5 separate regions of the Homo sapiens genome follow, and regions 2, 3, 4 and 5 are each linked to region 1. A link is a contact called in ENCODE Hi-C or POLR2A ChIA-PET data. All regions are on one chromosome and are shown on one strand. Each heading gives the region's core, a stretch centred on a gene start or an enhancer-like site at or near the end of the contact. The rest is flanking DNA. Distances are from core to core; before and after follow the strand shown. Region 1 holds the start of VMA21 (vacuolar ATPase assembly factor VMA21). Region 2 holds the start of TMEM185A (transmembrane protein 185A). Region 3 holds the start of IDS (iduronate 2-sulfatase). Region 4 holds the start of MAMLD1 (mastermind like domain containing 1). Region 5 holds the start of EOLA1 (endothelium and lymphocyte associated ASCH domain 1).

The links. A loop is a pair of places that touch in the nucleus more often than their neighbours do. ChIA-PET counts read pairs that join two places held with the same protein, here RNA polymerase II (POLR2A). Pooled maps may share reads with other maps.
Region 2: a loop to region 1 is called in a map of prostate gland, with 11 times the contacts of the local background. The contact joins the promoter of TMEM185A here to the promoter of VMA21 in region 1. A Hi-C loop is called at or near these places in 3 of 168 maps with a recorded cell type or tissue (CD4-positive, alpha-beta memory T cell, gastrocnemius medialis and prostate gland) and 8 of 50 pooled maps.
Region 3: a loop to region 1 is called in a map of CD8-positive, alpha-beta T cell, with 8 times the contacts of the local background. The contact joins the promoter of IDS here to the promoter of VMA21 in region 1. A Hi-C loop is called at or near these places in 1 of 168 maps with a recorded cell type or tissue (CD8-positive, alpha-beta T cell), 2 of 37 single-sample maps with no recorded cell type and 10 of 50 pooled maps.
Region 4: a map of B cell shows a loop between it and region 1 (11-fold over the local background). The contact joins the promoter of MAMLD1 here to the promoter of VMA21 in region 1. A Hi-C loop is called at or near these places in 1 of 168 maps with a recorded cell type or tissue (B cell) and 11 of 50 pooled maps. POLR2A ChIA-PET finds 5 or more read pairs at or near these places in 1 of 52 experiments (BJ).
Region 5: a map of naive thymus-derived CD4-positive, alpha-beta T cell shows a loop between it and region 1 (14-fold over the local background). The contact joins the promoter of EOLA1 here to the promoter of VMA21 in region 1. A Hi-C loop is called at or near these places in 1 of 168 maps with a recorded cell type or tissue (naive thymus-derived CD4-positive, alpha-beta T cell), 2 of 37 single-sample maps with no recorded cell type and 9 of 50 pooled maps. POLR2A ChIA-PET finds 5 or more read pairs at or near these places in 1 of 52 experiments (activated T-cell).

What each region holds. Positions count from the first base shown.
Region 1 is chrX:151,395,951-151,398,650 of GRCh38, reverse strand. It overlaps VMA21 (vacuolar ATPase assembly factor VMA21), which reads right to left and starts at 1,445. Exons shown (of 3, transcript NM_001017980.4): 1 at 1,290-1,445. The coding sequence starts at 1,342. RefSeq lists enhancers at 895-954, 1,015-1,164 and a silencer at 1,445-1,604.
Region 2 is chrX:149,630,506-149,633,205 of GRCh38, reverse strand. It overlaps TMEM185A (transmembrane protein 185A), which reads left to right and starts at 1,414. Exons shown (of 7, transcript NM_032508.4): 1 at 1,414-1,663. The coding sequence starts at 1,626. RefSeq lists silencers at 1,452-1,861, 1,872-1,921.
Region 3 is chrX:149,504,056-149,506,755 of GRCh38, reverse strand. It overlaps IDS (iduronate 2-sulfatase), which reads left to right and starts at 1,450. Exons shown (of 9, transcript NM_000202.8): 1 at 1,450-1,721; 2 at 2,463-2,599. The coding sequence starts at 1,619. RefSeq lists enhancers at 1,546-1,705, 1,698-2,199, 2,323-2,700 and a silencer at 2,262-2,361.
Region 4 is chrX:150,361,934-150,364,633 of GRCh38, reverse strand. MAMLD1 (mastermind like domain containing 1) reads right to left here and starts at 1,317. Exons shown (of 8, transcript NM_005491.5): 1 at 1,104-1,317.
Region 5 is chrX:149,539,620-149,542,435 of GRCh38, reverse strand. It overlaps EOLA1 (endothelium and lymphocyte associated ASCH domain 1), which reads right to left and starts at 1,424. Exons shown (of 5, transcript NM_001171907.3): 1 at 1,093-1,424; 2 at 351-417. EOLA1-DT (EOLA1 divergent transcript) reads left to right here and starts at 2,684. Exons shown (of 10, transcript NR_027455.5): 1 at 2,684-2,735. RefSeq lists an enhancer at 874-1,083 and silencers at 1,831-2,021, 2,054-2,123, 2,134-2,443.

The DNA of each region.
Region 1 (2,700 bases), core at 196-2,695:
GTATCTAATAAAAATATGTTGGTATTCTCATAAATGAATAATTAAAAAAAAACCCACATTGAGGCTGGATAAAGAAAATGCGGTACATATACACCATGGAACACTATGCAGCCATAAAAAAGAATGAGATCATGTCCTTTGCAGCAACATGACTGGAGCTGGAAGCCATTATTCTAAGCAAATTAAGACAGGAAAAGAAAACCAAATACTGCACGTTCTCATAAGTGGGAACTAAACAACAAGAACAGATGGACACTAGGAGAGGAACAACAGACAGTGCGGTCTACTTGAGGGTGGAGGCTGGGAGGAGGGAGAGAATCAGAAAAAACGCCTATCGGGTACTATGCTTATTACCTGGGTGACAAAATTACCTGTACGCCAAGCCCCCGTGACATGCAGTTTACCTATATAACAAACCTGCGCATGTACTCATGAACCTAAAATAAAAGTTAAAAAAAAAAAAAAAAAACTCACAATGACCCTGTCGGAAAGAGAAGGCATCACAGAGCTCCAAAGATCGTGGGCTTTGGAGTCAGTGAGCTTGGTCAAACGTTAGCTTCAATTACATACTAACTTTGTCGCCTAATTCTGTAATCACTCACCCTCAGTTTCAAGTCACTTACCCTCAACTGCATCCTCTTCAAAATTGGGAAATCAAGCAGTTAGAGAAATTAAGAATTCTGACAATGTATGTAAAGCACGTGCACTGAGCCTGGCATACAGTAGGTCTTAACGAATGATAGCTAACTCCCTCACCACTCCCTTGCCTACTGGGGTGGGCCAGAACCACCTGCTCTCTCATACATTCCTTCAACTCAGTCACCAGCCTCTATCTTACTGATTCCCCAAGTGAAGCAATCTCACACCAGGGGACTATTCCCTTCTACTCCTTCATTCATACAGCAAACATTTATTAAGCCCCGACTATGCAGGCCCCCTAGGGAACACGGAGATGAAGGAGACTGCATTCCTGTCCTCAGAAGGCTGACCCTGCGGTAATGAAAGAGACTGCAATATAGACACAGCGAGAGAAAGTGCTAGGATAGGAGCATGAGCTGAAGGCCCACTGACCTATTCCCCATGACCCCGGATCCCTTGTTCCCGAGCGAAAGTTCGGGGCCGGGAGTTTAGACGTCTCAGGCTCCAACCTGCTTTCCCCGCCCCCTTCCCTGAGGCCAGGTCCCCGGGGTCCAGACCTCACGCCCACCCATTCAGCTAGGGCCTTCCCTCAAGCCCTGCTCCAGGCTGGGGCCAGTCCGCCTCGCGGTCCAGGCCCCGCTCAGGGCTACCTGAACTCAGGAGGCTGCAGTGCGTTCAGCGCCGCCTTATCCGGGCGCTCCATGGTGTAGCCGTGCCGGCACAGGCGCTCGGCGGCGGAGCTGGGCTCGGCGGCCGCGCTCAGTAAGCTCCGCGAGGGAACGGCCGAGGCGGTTCGCACCGGAAGTAGCGGTTCGCGCCGGAAGTGCCCGTTCGCGCCGGAAGTGCCCGTTCGCGCCGGGCGGCGGGCCACAGTACGCAGGCGCGGCGCGGCGCGGCGCGCCGCAGCGACGCAGGGCTGTTGCCGGCGCGGGGGCGGGCGCTCACATGACTTACCGGCGGTGGCTCCGCGGCGTGCGCCCTGCCAGGAGGGGCCTGTGCTCGAGGAGCAGGCCTGGCGAGTAGCCCAGCCACTCCACGTTGAGCCGGGACTTGCCGCGCAACATGGTCCTCCTGGGCGGGCGGCGGCTACGCCGCCCCCTGAACTCGCGTGAACACTGGTCCTCGTCTGCGTCTCGGTCGCTGAGCTGGGGGCCGCAAGGAGACCCGAGCATATGAGCCGCGAAGAGGGACTACCAGCCAGAGGGCTGTGGTGCTAGGCAACTGAGCGTATTCCGCCGACGACAACACAAAAAAGCAGTGCGCATTATTTCGCCACTACTTGAGCAAATAAATGCCTCATTAATTACTGCCCGCAGTGGTAGGAAGTCAAGCCCTTGGCAGCTGGGAGGAGTTAAAACACTCACCCGAGTCCGTAAAACTAGAGAATGTCAGAGTTCAAAGAGCTCTTGCTGAGAATGACTGTTCCAGACTCGATGCCAGTGACCCCCAACTTCCACTTAAAAGTTAAAAACATATTTTGCAGCTGCTCAGAAAGCCGCCAATGAGACAACAGGGACTCAAATAGTAAGAACAGATGGGCCTCCCGGGCCTGCGCAACCCGAGAGAGGTAAAAACGAAAGGGTGGGTAAGTCTGGAGTCAGGCTTGACAAAATTAAGTTGCCACTGGCTGCTAATAAGAGGACAGCCCTTAACATGGTCAGCGCCTGGAAAGGGCCGCTGACCACACAGCTATTTTCTGCACCACATGGATACAAAGACCACATCTGAAATCATGACTAAACCAGCAGCTTAGAGTGGTGGAAAGGGCAATGGACTGGGCAGCAGGAAGTCCAGGTTTTAGTTCAAACTGAATAATCCCCCTCTAGGGCTGACTGTGCTGGCTCACGCCTGTAATCTCAACACTTTGGGAAGCTGAGGCAGGAGGATTGCGTGAGGCCAGTAGTTCCAGAGCAGCTTGGGCAGCATAGCAAGACTCCGTCTCTAAAAAACAAACTGTAAAATATTTAATAAAAATAATAGTAATCTCTATCTGGGCCTCATCTAGACCTTTAGGTGAGTAAGAACCACCTAATGTAAGAACTTGGGGTACAAAGAGAATCT
Region 2 (2,700 bases), core at 165-2,664, 1.8 Mb after region 1:
AGCTTCTCTGCGCCTTAATTCCTCGTCTGTATTTGAGTGTTCATTGAGAACCTCCTCTGGGCTACACATTGGACTTTACCCAGAGGATGGGAAAGGAAGATGGGTGAAAAAGTCTGGGACAGGGTCCTGGTGCTTCAGCAGATGAAAACTTGATTTGGATTACTCAACCTTAAAATCAGCTCATATAATAATATCCATTTCCCAGTGGGTGTTGGGAAGCTTAATTACCACTTATGATATGTTTTTACGTTCTCAGAAGAAAGGTGATACATCAAGACTAAGTATGACTATCGCAATTGTGATTCTCTCAAGCTGCCCTTGGGGCTAAACAGTATAAAATTGTCATTTGTGAAACTCTGCTATTGCAACAAAGGATGACTATTATCCATAATGATAGTAGACTAATGTTTAAGGCATTGTTGTGCTCATGAAAACTTAAATCTGCCCAAAGTGAAGATGGTAAACTAGGTCACCTGCTATGAGCTTGTCCTGCTCTTGGATTCCAAAAGCAAACAAAATCCTTGAGGAGGTTGACACCTGAAAGAGTACCAGATAGCAACAGCATTCTTTGTACACCTAGCATGTACCAGGCAGTGTGTTATGCACACGATCTCACTGAATCTTCCTAACACGCTTAGAAAAGAGGTTTTTATCATTTCCATTCTGCGGAGGAGAAAAACTGAGACTCAAAGATGTTGACTTGCCCAAGGAAGATGAACCTGGTACTTGTAAGTAGGGCAGCCTGGAGTGGAGGCAGAGGTCAGGTGTGAAGTGACCACAAAGTTTAGACAGGATCCAAGGAGGCTCTGAACTGGGTTAGAAAAATGAGGATGATTTCCACGTCTCCTGCTTGAATACCCCCCTGCGTACGAATAGGCCTGCTGCTAAGGGAAAAAGGGAACCCAGGAGGGGAAGGCGGTTGGCACGGGAAGTGACTTTGGTGCTAGGTAACTTGAGTAGGGAATAGCCAGCATATCTGGACACGCTGGCTTGGGAATTGGAAGGGAAGTTGGGACCCAAACTTTGGAGTCGTTGACAGATGTGACAGGTGAAGCCTGGGATGACATCGCCAAAAATGCAACGTCTCACTCATTGTCACTACTCCCAGGGCTCAGTCGTCACTGGGGAAAATCTCCAGAAGGTAGCGCGGGCCAAGGTGACAGGTGTCTGCCAAGATCTGCCCGCCAGACTCCCGGGCGGCGCGCTCCCTCCCTGCAGGCCTTCAGCCCGTCAGCATCCCCTTCCTCGGGGCCCTGCTCACTCCCAGCCTCCATCCCCCTGCCATCTCCTCCGCCGGTCGCGTGCGGACACAAGGATGGGGACCTCCCAGCGAGGAGCGCTCTGGGCGGGGCTCCGGACGCATGCGCGGCCCTCGTACGGAAGCCCGGAAGGAGGGGCAGGGGGCGGTGGCTCAGGTTTCTCCGGGCGGCGGCGGCGGCGGCGGCGGCGGCGGCGGCGGCGGCGGCGGCGACGGCGACGGCGACGGCAGCGGGGACGGCAGCAGTAGCGGGAGCAGCAGCGTGGACGCGGCTGGCGCTGGCGCCATGAACCCGCTGTAAGGCGCAGGCTGTGCAGCACGGGGTGCGGGGGAGGAGGAGGAGGACGCCGCGGTGAAGTTCTCCGCCATGAACCTGAGGGGCCTCTTCCAGGACTTCAACCCGAGGTGAGGCGGCGTCGTTGGCGCCCCCGGGAGTCCGCGCTGCGGGCTCGGGCGCGGGCTGGTGTTCGGCTCCGGGGAGGCACGGCGGGCGAGATGCTGCAGCCCGAGGACCCGGGCGCCTGCCCGAGCCTCCCTGCGGGTGCAAGCGGTCCCCAGGCAAAACAGTCGGCCTCGGCGCCCGCCCGCTTCCTCCTCCCGTGCCCGGTGCTTTCAGCCCCTGCCCGGCCACGGCCGGAAGGGCCCGGCCGCGAGCCCCGTCCTGCCCCAAGGGAACCCCATTCTTTTCTGCTTGCTGTCCCTCATTGGTGTCCCAACTTCTTCGTCTCGGTTCCATCCTCTTCTGCGCCGCTGCGGGCCCTCCATTCTCCGCGTCAGGGCCGTCTCACTCGACCCAACACCCCTACCCCCACCCCAGCTGTTTCCTCCAGTTCCTCGCAGTCCTTGGGGTTTTCCTTGGGTTTATGCCCATCCCTCTCTTGTTTGCTTCTTTGTTGAACGGATACCTGAAACACTGTTGAATCCTTGGAGTCAGTGTCGGGGTATGGCAATACCTTATATAATGCATTTCTGGGTGAGCCTGATCATTTTCCATACTCATTTTCTCATCAGTCTTCACTACAAGTTTATTTGCAGGAAGTAGATATTGCTGTCCTTCTTTTCCAGATGGGGAACACCCAGTGGACAGTGTGGAGAAAACACTGGCTAAGCACTCAAGCGCCTGTCCTTGCACTTGCCCGACTGTTTTGTAACTGTTCTTTACCCCAGGCTGTGAGCTCCCTGAAGCTGAGACCATCTCCTGCTCATCTCAGTGTCCCCAGCGCCTCCCACCCACCGTATCTGGCACATAGTAGGCACATATAAAATGTTTGTGGAACTAAACTGAGCCCAAAGACTTGGATTGGAGACGAGGCCATATGTAACTGGGTGATTCTCTGCCCTTCTTTGGCCCTTCTGTAAAATGAGGAGTTGGCCTAACTGATCTCTTAAATGCACTACTCTCCGAAAGGAGTATCCGTTTCCCTTATTTGCCAGTTGGGAAG
Region 3 (2,700 bases), core at 201-2,700, 1.9 Mb after region 1:
CTATGAACTGGGGACAGCGACTATTGATTTATTATTATTATTATTATTATTTTTTTGCGATAGGCTGGGGCAAAGGAGACAATCCTAAATTGCTAACCCTAAATTAATGTGCCTACATTTCCTGCCATCTCCCTTCCTCCTCCCAGCTTTTTGTCAACTGTTGCTGCAGGCCAGGTTCCCAAGGAAGCTGACTAAGATGTAGAGTAATGTGCAGGAAGTTTCTTAGGGAGTACTCTTAGGATCAACACCTGTAGAAGGGGAGGGGAGGGAAGAAATCAAAATTCAACAGACAGAGAAAGTGGGCAGTCTCAAAAAAGGCTTCAGTTAACCCCACAGGGAGCTCTGAAGCTGAAATGGCCTTTCAGAGATGTCCCAAGTTGGGGTAAGGGGCTGCACCTTTGTACCTTCAAGTTGAATCACTGATGTGGGCTTCCTGAGAACAGGGGTGACCTTGGCTGAGGTACCTATCTTTTTCTAAGACAATTTCTGATGAGGGCTAACGACAGCTAACAGCTCTCAAGCCAGCTAGGGAAATAAAATTTTTGGTGTTGAAGGGAGATCTGAGCAGTGCACCACAGCACCATCACAGCTGTATTTGTACCTTCCCATTGTCCATTGTTGTTTAGTCATAATTAAGTCATCTGGGCTTTGTTATAGATTGATTCTCAAAGTTGAAAATCAAACTGTGTTTGCAGTATTAGGACGGTATAATAGTATTCAGTACAGTACAGTGTAGGGCTAGGATTCCATCTCCCCACAATTGCTGCTCTCTCTGTTTGGCGCACCCTTCTTGCAGACCTCAATGCGGCTTGCTCCCTCACTTGCTTCAAAATTTTGTTCAAATGCCACTTCACTAGTGAGGCCCTGCCTGGCCACCCCATAGAAAATAACAAGCATGCCCCGCACCCACGCTTTATTTTTCTCCAGACCGGGTATGCCCACCGACACTCTCTATATTTTTTTATTGTTTTAAGCTCCACCAAAGCAGGGACATAGAGCCCCAGTGCCACCAACAGCGCCTGGTATACATATTTGCGATACTTAATAAGAATTAGTTGAAGAAATGAATAGGAAAGGGAGTCCCTTTAGATGGAGGAAGGGACTTTCTCAAAAGGCCTCATGGAAGGAGAATGGCATTGAGGCTGGCTTACAAGAAGTGTGTCTTTTATAAAAAGAAGGAAGGGCAGGGCTTCCAGGTGAAAGGCATAGCACAAGCAAAGGCAAAAAGACGGGTAACTGCTAGTTGTTAAGGGCAGTGGCTGAATCGCTATACCCCTAGCAGTTCTACACCTAGGGGCCTGCGGGCCGCTGGGTCTGCGAAGCTTGCAAGGCAACTGGCCCGCCCCCGCTCTGCGCCTGTCTCTCGGCCACGCCTATTGCTGCAGGATGACGCGCACCTCTAGAACCCGCCCCGGAGGGGAGGGACGCAGGGAAGAGTCGCACGGACGCACTCGCGCTGCGGCCAGCGCCCGGGCCTGCGGGCCCGGGCGGCGGCTGTGTTGCGCAGTCTTCATGGGTTCCCGACGAGGAGGTCTCTGTGGCTGCGGCGGCGGCTGCTAACTGCGCCACCTGCTGCAGCCTGTCCCCGCCGCTCTGAAGCGGCCGCGTCGAAGCCGAAATGCCGCCACCCCGGACCGGCCGAGGCCTTCTCTGGCTGGGTCTGGTTCTGAGCTCCGTCTGCGTCGCCCTCGGATCCGAAACGCAGGCCAACTCGACCACAGGTGCCGCCCACGCCCTCCCTGCCATCTCTTCTCCCTTCCTCCCTCCCTTCCTTCCTCCTTCCTTCTTTCCTTCCTTCTTTGTTTATATCCATTCTTTTTACCCTTCCTCTCTCCTACCATTCCTTCTTTCATCCATCATTCGTTCCCTCCCTCCATTTTTCACTCCTTCCTACCGTCCCTTCATCCCTCCCTTCCCTCTTTCCATCTATTCATCCATCCATCTCCTATCCCTCCGTGCTTCCCTTCCTCTTTCCCCCCATCTTTCCCATCTCTATCCATCCATCTTTCCCCCTCCTTTCCTCCCTCCATTGGTCCATCCGTCCCTTTTACCTTCTATCCATTCATATTTCTCTCTCTTCTCCCCTCCTTCTCTCCATCCTTTCTTCCCTTCAGCTATTCATCTTTTCCTCCTTATCTTCCTCCATCCAACCATCTGTCCTTTCCTGCATACATCATTCTCTTTTTTTCCTAAATTCATCTTTCCTTTCCACCATCTTTCACTCACTATCTCGCTTCCTCACCCAGGTTGGAGGCCATGACCAAAGCCTAACCCTGCCACCCAGGACTCAGGCTTCCTCCTCGAGCCCCACTCCCACCCTTGCTGAGGCACAGCGCCCTCCCTGGCTAGGCTGTTAAGGTGCAGGGTCCAGCCTTGGGCCTCTTAGTAACCTAGCACCTACCATGAGGGAGGGTTCAGTGTCAGTGCAGGTTACCTCACCAAAGCCCCTCCCTCCTGTGTAGATGCTCTGAACGTTCTTCTCATCATCGTGGATGACCTGCGCCCCTCCCTGGGCTGTTATGGGGATAAGCTGGTGAGGTCCCCAAATATTGACCAACTGGCATCCCACAGCCTCCTCTTCCAGAATGCCTTTGCGCAGGTATGTCTGGGAACCTCTAGCTGTGGGTGTGTGCTGCTTCGTGCACTGAGGGTTGGGGGCGGGGAGCTTCAGCTATTGTCAGATGGCACAGATTGTGCGGG
Region 4 (2,700 bases), core at 68-2,567, 1.0 Mb after region 1:
GGGGCACCGTGGTGCCAAACAACAACGACAAGCCACCCCAGCAAAAGCAGCCCCTTCTCCCCACGTCCCCCAGCCACGCTGTGCTCCCGCCCGCTCACACACACCCACACTCCGGGTGCCCAGGTCAGCCGCACCCAGCTGCAGAAGCGCGGCGGGGCGGGAGTGAATGCTCCAGCCCGAGGCGCGTGTTTGCACAGGTTCCGATGGCTTCAGGGCCGAGCTTTCTGGCAGGCTAATCCTATTAGTGTCTGCTCAGTCCGAATTTAATCACGGATCAGAATCAGACGACATCTCCAGCTTTCCAGGAGGCTTCGGACACACTGCATTGGGACGGAGCCTGGCCAAGCCAACTGGCCGAGAAAAGTATTTGGCGGCGCTCCGGGGGGCTTCCCGCCCGCGCTAGCCGGCGCCGGGCGCCCAGCTCTGTCGTCGCGCGGATGCTGGGGAACCTGAAGCGCGGACTCTGACGCAGGGGCGCCGGGGCTGCTCCGCAGGAACCCAGTCCGGGCTGCCCTGAACACCAGCTCAGCTCCGGGCTGCGCTTCCCAGGAGTTGGCAGGGGAGGGAGTGCAGGGCAGCGGATTCGGCGCGCACACTCCACACTCTCGCTCAGAGGCGGCAAACAGCGTTGGGGTGGGGAAATCCTTCATCCAGCGCCCACTGCCTACTGGCCTGGGCTCAGGCAGCTGGCATGTGAAGGCACCGTCGCCGGTGACACCCAGGCTGCAAGCGACCCGGGGGTGCTGGGACAGAGTGGGAGCCTCCCAGTAGCCCAGCGTAGCCCGAGGAGCTTGCGCCCTTCTACCTTTCCTCCCCGGTACGTGGCTGTCCCCGCCGGATTTCAGACGCCCGACGGGCGCCGAGCCAAAGGCCGTGGTCTCCGGCGTTTCGAGCTGCGCCCAGCCCAGCCGGGCTGGTTCGAGAAGGGGGTGGCCGCCCGCAGCGCCAGGTGGGCCGTGTGCTCAGAGCAAACTTTAGGGTCTACCGACTCGAAGCACCCCTGGGACCCCGATCCTCAGCGATGGGGACCATAACTGGGGGCTACAAGTGTACCCCGGAACCCCCAGAACAGTCAGACTTCCTGCACCCGCCCTCAGCCTTACCGTGCTGCAGAGCTCCGGCGGCGGCGGGGGCAGTGTCCGAGGGGCGGGCGGCCGCCGGCGCGGGCAGCCTGGACTCAGGCGGCCGCCAAGGAACCCAGCCCTGTTGCAGATCACCCCCTGGCTAGCGGCCGGTGCCCCCGCGCCCGCCCGCCGCCGGCCGCTTCAGCTCGCGGCCAAGTTCATGCTGGCGGCGCTGCAGTGGCGGCCTCAATCTGCTCGCTCCATTCCCACCGCCCGGCTCCGCGCCGCGCGCCCGGAAGGTGGAGTTTCGGGGGTTTAAGTTACTGATAGGCATTTCTCACTGCTGTGTCACTCGGGGAGGAGGAGACACGCACGCCGCACACTCACACACCCTCACACTCACGGCGACGAGCGGCTCCGGCCTTAAAGGGGAAGCCGCGCTGCCCTGCCCGCGACCCCGCCAGCCCGAAGCCTGGAAACTCAGGGTTTCCACTCCGGGATGGGGCAGCGGGCAGCCAAAGAGCTGCGGCCGCCCGAGGGGCCTCCCGGGCCCTCCCACCAGTCTTTAGAGGAGAAAGCGGCCGCAGGCTGGCTTCGCTGTTGCAGCCTCATTTCTCCAGTCGGCTCGAACCAGGGCAGCTGGGGAGGGATCGGAGGGGCGGAAGGGGCATCGGTGCACTCACCTTGGCTGCTCCGCACTCAGTGGAGGGTGGTCTGTGCCCCCGGCGTCAGCTGGCTTGCCTAGGCGGTGCGCTGGTGGAAAGAGGCGACAGCAGGGTTAGCGGAGCGCCTCCAGCAGACAGAGCCCGCCGGAGGGCCGCAGGCGGGGCCCGGCGCGCTTGGGAAACCCGCACGCCGAAGGTAGACTTTCCGCGTCTGGGGAAAACGAGCTGGTGAGCCGTGCGTGGCCGGGACACACGAAGAGCGAGCACGGAGAGCCAAAAGCCAGCGGTCATCAGTGACAGGGCGAGAGAGCGCTCAGGACCGAGAGACCAAGAAAGACAGGAGACCGTACGAGACACAGAGAAGGCAGAGACTGAGAGACAGATACCGAGAGAGGCACCGGCGGAGATAGAGGTAGAGACACGATGAAGGGAGAGGAGAGGAGAGGAGATGAGAGGAGAGGAGAGGAGAGGAGGAAATAAGGAGAGGAGGAGAGGGACCAGAGAACAAGAGAGCTTGCAAGAGGAATGACAGATCCCCAGAGGACCCTGAAGTGTCACAGGGACGGGAGTCTCATCACAAAGTAGCCTATTCAGCCCCCATCCCCCTTCCCATTTTCACCAGAGCCTGACCCTAGGGCTAGCGGCCAGGCCCTTCTCCTCCCCTCGCCCTGGGAGGGGCACTCACCTGCAGTGGGTGGCTGCTGGGTGGGTAGCGCCAGTCCCTCCGCCCACGCATCCGCTCACCAGCTCGCGCCCTGACTGCCAAACAGACCCGCTGTGGCGGCAGCGGGGACCAGGGCTCTCAGGTGGCAGTTAGTGAACTGCATTCTCTCCATCCCGGCCGAGTGCCCCACTCCCCACTTCCCAGTCCCCCACCCTTAGCGCGGACGCTGTCGGCGTCGCCCGCCAGTACGCTTAGCTCAGAGTCCAGGCTCGCTGGCCAGTCTCCCGTTCCACTGGACCAGGGCACG
Region 5 (2,816 bases), core at 175-2,674, 1.9 Mb after region 1:
CAAAGACTCACCCGTGTACCCTCCACCAACCCATCCATGGTGCCATTTCCTCACACACTTGTGGCCCCTGAGCATGATTATTCTTCTGATGAGTGACCAAAGATAACCAGGTTCCTTGGTTCTGGATTACTTCTGATGGAGGCTGAATGTCCCCCACAGGGCCTGGCCACTTCCATCGGGATAAATGGCTACAGTGAATGTTTGCCTCTTTTCTGCCGCCCAGTTTCTTAGCCAACCCTTTTCTCGTCATCACCACAAAATCACAACAGACGCCAACTGTGTGTATGTGGAATCCCTAGTAGGAACTGATGTAACTGAAAAGGCAAGAAGGGGGTTGAGTCCCCTCCTACCTGGTGCTGCAGAGAGTACCTGCTTTACGGCCAGAGGAGGAAACACTCTTCCACTTAGCTTCTTTACCTGCACAACAAGGAAGATAAAGAGGAAAGGTCATTAAGTGCAAGACAGCAAAGCTGGTTAATGGCCCTAAGAAGGTCATGTACTTAGCAGGCATTGGAAACCAAGAAGAGCTGGGAGGCCTGGTCTTATCAGTAACACACATGTGCACATCACAGTTTGGTTCTGCTAATCACAGCAGTGGGACCCTCCGCACCTGTCTGGGTCAAGGACCACAGGGTGCACCAGCCCGCAGGGCAGAAAATCATTTCACCATGTTGAGCAGCATTCTTGCAGCCAAGCATGCTCCATTCGAAGGGAGAAAAATGACACTTCCCCTCCCATTGTCACGGGGCGAGTGTTTGGGACTCTAAATCCCATTGTCCTCAGCTTAATTCTGGGTAGGTCACGCTGAGCACGGCGCCACAGGCCACAGAGCTGTGCACCGCCCGGCCTCAGGTCCAGGCGAGCTCACAGCAGAAGGGCCAACGGGAGGCAGGGAAGACCGGACTGAGGTGGGGCCGCTGTGTGTGGAGCAGTACACGGGCTTTCTACTCGCAGACGCACGTCGCGGGTACACGCGCTTAGAAGGAGCGGAGCCGAGACCCTGCCGACAGCAGGGGACAGGAAAAGGCGCCTCGGTCGCGCCCCGCACGAGTTCCCAGCCCCACATCCAGGGAAACCCCAGCCCTCAGGTACCGTCCGCAAGAAGGCTGAGCACACAGGCTCCCGCAGCATGGGCCCTGGCACCTGTCAGCCCCGGCAGGTCTCACGGCCTCCGGAACCATGGACCCTGCGAGTCGTGGGTGTCTAGGGCCGACTCCGGCTTTTCGCCACAGGAATGAACAGTCCTCTGCTTCCCCGAGACCCAGCGAGGCCACCGGAGCCAGGACGATGGGCTCCCAAGCAAGGAGACGTGGGCCGCTGTGAGAAGAGGGAGCGCCTGGCTAGTGTCCAGGCTGCAAGGTCGTTGCCGCTAACTCCGGGAAACCAGTGGCCAGTGACAGGTGTTAGCGGTCTATAACTCTTCCGCTTTCATACAGCTCCCGTCATCCCTTTCACGAAGAACGTACGTGGGCGCGCAATCACGCATGTATGCACACCACGCACGTACGCGGGAGGCACGTACTCAGCCATGCATATAGACAGCAAACATTATGAATCTCGCATTCTCGAAGACACGCACTGACGACATCACGCACGTACGCACGCCCTGGCTGCTAGGAGACGCTATTCTCTTTACCTGGCCCTGATGCGCGCCAGCCAACCAGGCCAAGGCCAGGGGACCTCGAGACCGGCAGCCTCGACGAAGAACCGGAAGGAGGAAAAGGAACGGGAGGGAGGAAGAGTAAGTGGAAGGGTGGGACGAGGACACCAGGCAGGAGTTTTGGGCCCAGAGCTGCTATACCAGCAGGGAGGAGCTGGGAGAAACCGCTGGGGAGGGGGTGGAGGCGGGGCTGAGAGGAGGAGGGCGGAGCTGGGGGAGGGGCCGAGCGGGACTGACAGAAACAATTGGGGGCTGGGTTGAGGGCGGGGCTGAGATAAGAGGCGGGGTGTGGGGCAGGGCCGGGCGGGGCTGAGAGAAACCATTGTGGGCAGGGCCGTGGGAGAGCTGAGCGAGGAGAAGCTGCAGGAAGAGCTCGCGGACTCTTGAGAATCAGCAGGGGGAGGCAGGTGTCCGCTGAGAGAAGGAGGGAGGGGGAGAAAGAAATCACTGGGAGGGGCTGGGGGCGGGGTTTTTAAAGCAGCTGCGTGAGAAGTAGGGCGGGGCTGGGAGAGGCGGGGCTCTGGGGGGGCTGAGAATGCTGGGGAAGGTTTGGGGGCGGGGCTTTGGAGGCAGCCACAGGAGAAGCAGGTCGGGGCTGCGGGCGGGGCTCGGGGTGGGGCGGGGCTGAGAGAAACTGCTGGGGAGGGGGCCGAGGGCGGGGCTTTGGGAGCAGCCGCGGGAGAAGCGGGGCGGGGCAGGGAGGGGAGGGGCGGGGCAGGGAGGGGCGGGGCTGAGAGAAACTGCTGGCTGAGGTCGGGGCTTTGGAAGCAGCCCCGCGAAGAGCAGGGCGGGGCAATGGGAGAACTGAGCGAGGAGCAGCTGCGGGAGGACCCCTCGGACTCCTGAGAACCAGCTTAGGGGAGCGGGGGCTTGGGGAGGTGTAGGGTGGAATCACGAGAAAGCTCTGTGGGAGGGCCTGGTGCACAGCTCAGCTGCAGCGTGGAGCTGAGGGAAAGCCGGGCGTTCCTGGAGGAGGAGCAGGGCGGGGCTGTGGCAAAGAGGTGTGGGAGCAGATGGGGCGGGGCTGCGGGAAATTGCTGGAGAAGGGGGAGCCAAGCTGGAGTAAGGCTGGCGGGTGAGAATGGTGGGGGAGGAGCTAGTGCAGAGCTGGAGGAAAGAGCTGAAAGGTGCTGGGGTGGGCAGAGGGGTAGGAGAA